2 separate regions of the Homo sapiens genome follow, and region 1 is linked to region 2. The links are chromatin loops, found by intact Hi-C in ENCODE. Cell type or tissue: K562. All regions are shown on one strand. Links, peaks and the distances in the headings refer to the core of each region. The heading gives the core; the rest is flanking DNA.

Region 1 (2,832 bases), core at 1-2,500, 460 kb before region 2:
GAGTGCAGTGGCACGATCTCCGCTCACTGCAACCTCTGGCCTTGCAGGTTCAAGTGATTCTCCTGCCTCAGCCTCCTGAGTAGCTGGGATTACAGGCGTGTGCCACCACGCCGAGCTAATTTTTGTATTTTTAGTAGAGACGGGGTTTCACCATGTTGGCCAGGCTGGTCTTGAAGTCCTGACCTCAAGTGATCCGCCCACCTCGGCTTCCCAGAGTGGTGGGATGACAGGTGTGAGCCACCACGCCACGCTTTGTCTTCTAGCTCTTCTGGATGTTTTTTAAAATTCAGGCTATGGTAGATTTAATTTCCAGAAGCTTTTTATTTTCCTTTGTGTTTTTGAGGAAACATCAGCCAGAGTGTCTTCTGCGGATGCCCTGCTGTTCCCTGTCTCTAAGGATACTGGGGTTTCGTTCTGCATTTCCCCTGGCTTCCTGGGTGGTGTACTCCCAGGCTCCCCACTCCGCATTCTCTCCTCTGCGTGCTCTCTGGCTTTCCTATTAGAAGCCCTCCTCCATGTTCTGCGTGAGACACCAGCCCACTGCCTGGCAGGGCTGTGTAGGGAGCCAGCTTTTCCATGAGGCGGCCCCCATCTCCTGACTGGAAGACTGGCTGCTGGGACTCGGTAGAGAAGGGCCCAGAAGCTTCGCTGGGCAGTAAATAGACCAGCTCCTCTCTCCTTTTCTGCCCCGAGTAGTGCCTGCTGTCCTTGACCCCGTGATCTTCCAGGAATAGCTGCCCCTCTCCTTTGGGGTCTGGGGGGTGGTACCTAGGAGTCTGACCTCCTCCTACAGAAAATTCTTTCCCCATCCTTCGTATCTGGGAACCAGCTGTCAAGCTCTGGTGTTCCTTGGTGCTCCCCCCACATCCCTGGGAGGCAGTGTGGCCAAGGTGGTCATTTCACAGGTGGGGAAATGGAGGCCAAGAAGCTTTCTGACATGCCCAGCTGGGTGAGTAACAGGGCTGACCTCTCACGGTGTCATCAGCCCATGCTCAGGAGAAAATTTCCCCCAAATACGACAGCGCTTCTTTATGGAAAACCTGCCTGTCCTGTGCTGATTTAACACGCACCGTTTCCCTTAACTCTTGCAATCATCACCATCTCATAGATGGGGAAAAACTGAGGCTGAGAGAGGTTGCTCGGGGCCCATAGGCAGCAAACAAGGATCGTATTATGTTTAACATGATCAGCACTAGCTCTTTAATCATGGTGCCATTACTAATGATGTGAGAAACTCTAACAGGGACTTTCCTCCAACTCACCTGATCATCCAGAAGCACAGAACTCCATGGGGGCCAAAAGCTGCCACTTTGTGGATCTGCCCACGTCACCGATGGTGGCCACATGGGAAGTGGGTGCCAGGTGAGGGACTTATCCTGCAGGGAGAAAACGGGTTGGCCCCTCAGCGTGTGCTGCATGACGGCCACCAGGGGGCGCCACGAGACAGCAAATACCCACACACTGCTCAGGCCGCGGGAAGTTCACCCATCGCTGGCCCATCTGCTCAGTAGGTCCACAGATATTTACAGAGCACCTACCGTGTGCCAGCAAGGCGTCTGCCCTCAGTAGACTCTAATTAGCTGGGTGCAGTGGCTCACACCTGTGCTCCCAGCACTTTGGGAATCCAAGGCAGGTGGATTACTTGAGGTCAGGAGTTTGAGACCAGCCTGGCCAACATGGCAAAACCCCGTCTCTACTAAAAACAAAAAAATGAGAGGGACATGGTGACTCACGTTTTTAATTCCAGATACTCGGGAGGCTGAGGCAGGGGAATCACTTGAACCCGGGAGGCGGAGGTTGCAGTGAGACAAGATCGTGCCACCGCTCTCCAGCCTGGGTGAACAGAGTGAGACTCAAGAAAAAAAGACACTAATACAAGAAATTAAATATGCAATTTGTAGACTGTGATTTCTGCTATCAGCATTGAGAAAAGGAGATATCCCCTATCAGGGTGGATATTGTGGAGGATGAGTTGTCAGGAAAGGGCCCTGGAGGGAGGTGAGGGGTTGCAGCTGCGGTTACCAGATGTGCAAAGGCCCTGGGGCAGGAAAGGGCTGGGTTTTTTGCAGTTTCCCTCCCTCAACATGTCCCTTCTGCACAGTGGCTCATGCCTGTAATCCCAGCACTTTGGGAGGCTGAGGCGGACGGATCACCTGAGGTAAGGAGTTCGAGACTAGCCTGACCAACATGGGGAAACCCCGTTCCTACTAAAAATGCAAAAATGAGGCAGGCATGGTAGTGCACGCCTGTAATCCCAGCTACTCTGGAGGCTGAGGCAGGAGAATTGCTTGAACCCAGGACGCAAAGGTTGCAGTGAGCTATCACCCCACTGCACTCCAGCCTGGGCGACAGAGTGAGACTCTGTCTCAAAACAAAACAAAACATGTCCCTTCCTTTCCCACCCTCAGCCTGTAACTTCCCCACTACAGCATCACATCTAACTGGGGGAAGGCTCATACTGAAGCTGTTCTCAGTCCCCCAAACCTTAATATGAATGAACTTGTTTTATTTAGGACAGTGGTTTTCAAAGTGCATTCCCCTCCCCGGACCGGGAACACCGGCATCACTAGGAACTTGTTAGAAATGGAAATTCTCAGCCCCACCCCAGACCTCCCCAGTCAGAAACTCTGATGTCCACCCAGTGATCTGTATTTTAGCAACATGCTCCAAGTTGAAAATCACAGCTTTCGCACCCAGCATTGGAAAGAGTAGGGGATTCCCTGGGTGGAGGGGAACAGGCTTTTCAAGCTCAATGCAACCAGAAACCACCAAATCTGGTCATCTGCCGGCTATTCAGGATCCCAGCACCAGCCTCGTCAGCTGCGAGGCCCG
Region 2 (2,888 bases), core at 389-2,888:
GCCATGCCAGGCCAGGTGCAGTGGCTCATGCCTGTAATACCAGCACTTTGGGAAGCTGAGGTGGGCAGATCACGTGAGGTCAGGAGTTCGAGACTAGCCTGGGCAACATGATGAAACCCTGTCTGTACAAAAAATATAAAAATTAGCCAGGTATGGTGGCACATGCCTGTAATCCCAGATTCTTGGGAGGCTGAGGTGGGAGAATCGCTTCAGCCCAGGAGGCAGAGGTTGCACTGAGCCAAGATCGCGCCACTGCACTCCAGCCGGGGTGTCAAATAAATAAATTGGGCCAGGTGTGGTGGCTCACACCTGTAAACCCAGGACTTTGGGAGGCTGAGGCGGGCTGATCACGAGGTCAGGAGTTTGAGACCAGCCTGGCCAACATTGTGAAACCCCGTCTCTACCACAAATACAAAAATTAGCTGGGTGTGGTGGCGCATGCCTATAATCCCAGCTACTCAGGAGTTTGAGGTGGGAGAATTGCTTGAACCTGGGAGGCGGAGGTTGCAGTGAGCCGAGAGCACGCCATTGTACTCCAGCCTGGATGACAGTGAGACTCTGTCTCAAAAAAGAAAAAAATTAATTAATTTCCCATGCCAGCTGGGCCCTGAACCTTGAACACTGGAACCACAGGTAACTTTGTTTCCTTAACCTTATGGTCCATCTTAGCTGATACAGGGGCATCTATTTTGGCCTCTCAGATCACATTTCCTATCACCTCTGAAAGGATCCTGACTTAAGTTTTACCTGGGTAATTCAGAGGTGGGAAGAGGCAAGAACCCTAAGTTACTATTGGGTGCCCTAACTTTGAAAACCGCTGGGCCCTTCCCCCTGGTTGTAAGTTTCCACTTTGTTCTCACACCATGTGACCAGCACCCTGTCCCCCAATTCTCACCCCTACCTCCACTGTCCTAACCGAACTCAGTGCTCCAATGGCCAAGCGTTCAGGAAATGGTTTCCAAAAGCCAAAAAATGATCCAAGAGTACAGAATAGAAGGGGAGTGGAAGGGCAGCCTCATAGCAGGAGAGGCGGACAGGTGCCACCTCAGCCAGGTACTCAAGGGCGACATCGACGGCCGTGAGCCACACTGATAGTTCTGGCCCTTGAAACGATGTGACGAGAAGGGCCACTTCACCTCTGGGGTCTGTCTCCCAGACCCATACCCCCGTCCAATCACGAGGAGACCATCAGCTAAATCACAATAGTGGGGGACACTTGACTGAATCCCTGACCAGGACTCCTCAAATTGTCAAGAGCATCAGAAACAAAGAGTCTGAGCAACCGCGAGAGCCAGGAGCAGCCTGGGGACACCTGATGGCTAAATGTCTCGTGGGACCTGGGGTAGAAAAGGACATTAGGCAAACACGAAGGAAGAGTGAATAAAATGCAGGTGACTTACTCATATATGAATTGGCTCCTTCATGGTGACAGATGGACCAGAGTCATGTCAGATGTTAAGGCGCAGTGGAACAGGGTGCGGGTCGCACACGAACTCTCTATCATATTCTCAACAGTCCTTTATGTCTAAAACCATTGTAAGATTTCTTATTTAAAAACCATCACGGTAGCCATGTGTTTTGCGGTGATCGCGAGCGCCACCTGGTGGACACAGGACAGCATTGGCCGTGACCAACCTCCCTGGAAAGGAAGGAACCATTGCAGAGGATGCATGATGCGATGAGCCGCTGTGATTGATTCCGGTCTTGGGAAATGGAAAAGGCAGCTTCCTGCCCCGCAGTGGCTCCCAGTCCGGTGGAGGGAAATGGTGCAAGGCAAATTCAGGACTCCTGGTCACAGCCAGCATCTGTTCCATCTTTACCTGGGGTTAGGGACCAAGCTGACGGATCCCATCTTAACTCGTCCAAGGCAGCCTGGAGGGGTGCCACAATGCAGTCAGCCTTGTTTCCTGCTGCCCCTCAAACCTGCTCAGTGGGAACGCGGGAAGAGGGCTGCCCTCTTGTCCCTTCTTTCTACGCTATGAAAAGCCCAGACCTTTCCCGTGATTTTTTTTTTTTTTTTTTGACTATTCCTAGGGAATTAGTTCCTGGTACCACTTTAGATCAAAAGCAGTCTCTATTCATGAATTTAAAATGTTCGGTCCCAGGTAGTAAAATGTGGATGCTGACTTACCATTAGCTTTCCCCCATGCCCCCAAGAGCCTACTGGGGCAGCAGGGACTGTGGTTTTTCTCTTCCCTGCTACCCTCCTTCCATGTAGCTGCTGTTTTTGATGAGGATTGCCAGATAACAGGATGCCAAGCTAAGTTTGCATTTCAGATAAAGAGTGAACACTTTTTTAGTATAATTACATCTCATGCAATATTGGGGTCTTTTTCTACTAAAAAAAAAGTATTTGAAACTCAAACTTAGCTGGGCTTTTTTTTTTTTTTTTTTGACAGGATCTCACTCTGTTGCCGAGGCTGGAGTACAGTGGTACGATCATAGCTCACTGCAGCCTTGACCTCGTAGGCTCAAGTGATCCTCCTATCTTAGCCTCCCAAGTAGCTGGGGCCACAGGCTATTCATGAATTTAAAATTCATGCACCACCATGCCAGGCTAATTTTTGTCTAAGATACAAGGTCTCAATATGTTCTCCAGACTGGTCTTGAACTTCTGGACTAAAGCAATCCTCCTGCCTTGGTCTCCCAAAGCATTGGGAGCCACTGCACCTGGCCACTATCCTCTATTTTTTTTTTTTTTTTTTTTGAGTTGGAGTCTGGCTCTGTCACTCAGGCTGGAGTGCAGTGGCGTGATTTTGGCCCACTGCAAACTCTGCCTCCCGGGTTCAAGCAATTCTCCTTTTTCAGCCTCCTGAGTAGCTGGGATTACAGGAGTGCATCACCGCCCCTGGCTAATTTTTGTTTTTTAGTAGAGACAGGGTTTCACC

What was found. Hi-C counts contacts between places; a loop is a spot of excess contacts. Peaks named below come from ENCODE experiments on the same cell type or tissue, not always from the same donor. Only the 100,000 strongest peaks of a DNase experiment are listed, where the experiment ranks them.
Region 1: it touches region 2 in a loop (9-fold over the local background); 22 of 110 quality-filtered maps call a loop at or near these places.

What each region holds. Positions count from the first base shown.
Region 1 is chr16:84,969,317-84,972,148 of GRCh38, reverse strand. No RefSeq gene overlaps it. Among named protein-coding and RNA genes, the nearest start is that of ZDHHC7, 41 kb to the left of the region's middle. In K562, for the core only: a CTCF peak has its summit at 1,431 (motif pointing right); a DNase peak (open chromatin) is centred at 1,428; H3K27me3 peaks cover 513 bases.
Region 2 is chr16:84,510,235-84,513,122 of GRCh38, reverse strand. It overlaps LOC124903735 (a long non-coding RNA gene), which reads right to left and starts at 2,380. Exons shown (of 2, transcript XR_007065148.1): 1 at 1,401-2,380. RefSeq lists enhancers at 1,268-1,397, 1,678-1,737, 1,828-1,877, 2,826-2,888. In K562, for the core only: a CTCF peak has its summit at 1,604 (motif pointing left); DNase peaks (open chromatin) are centred at 1,404 and 1,622.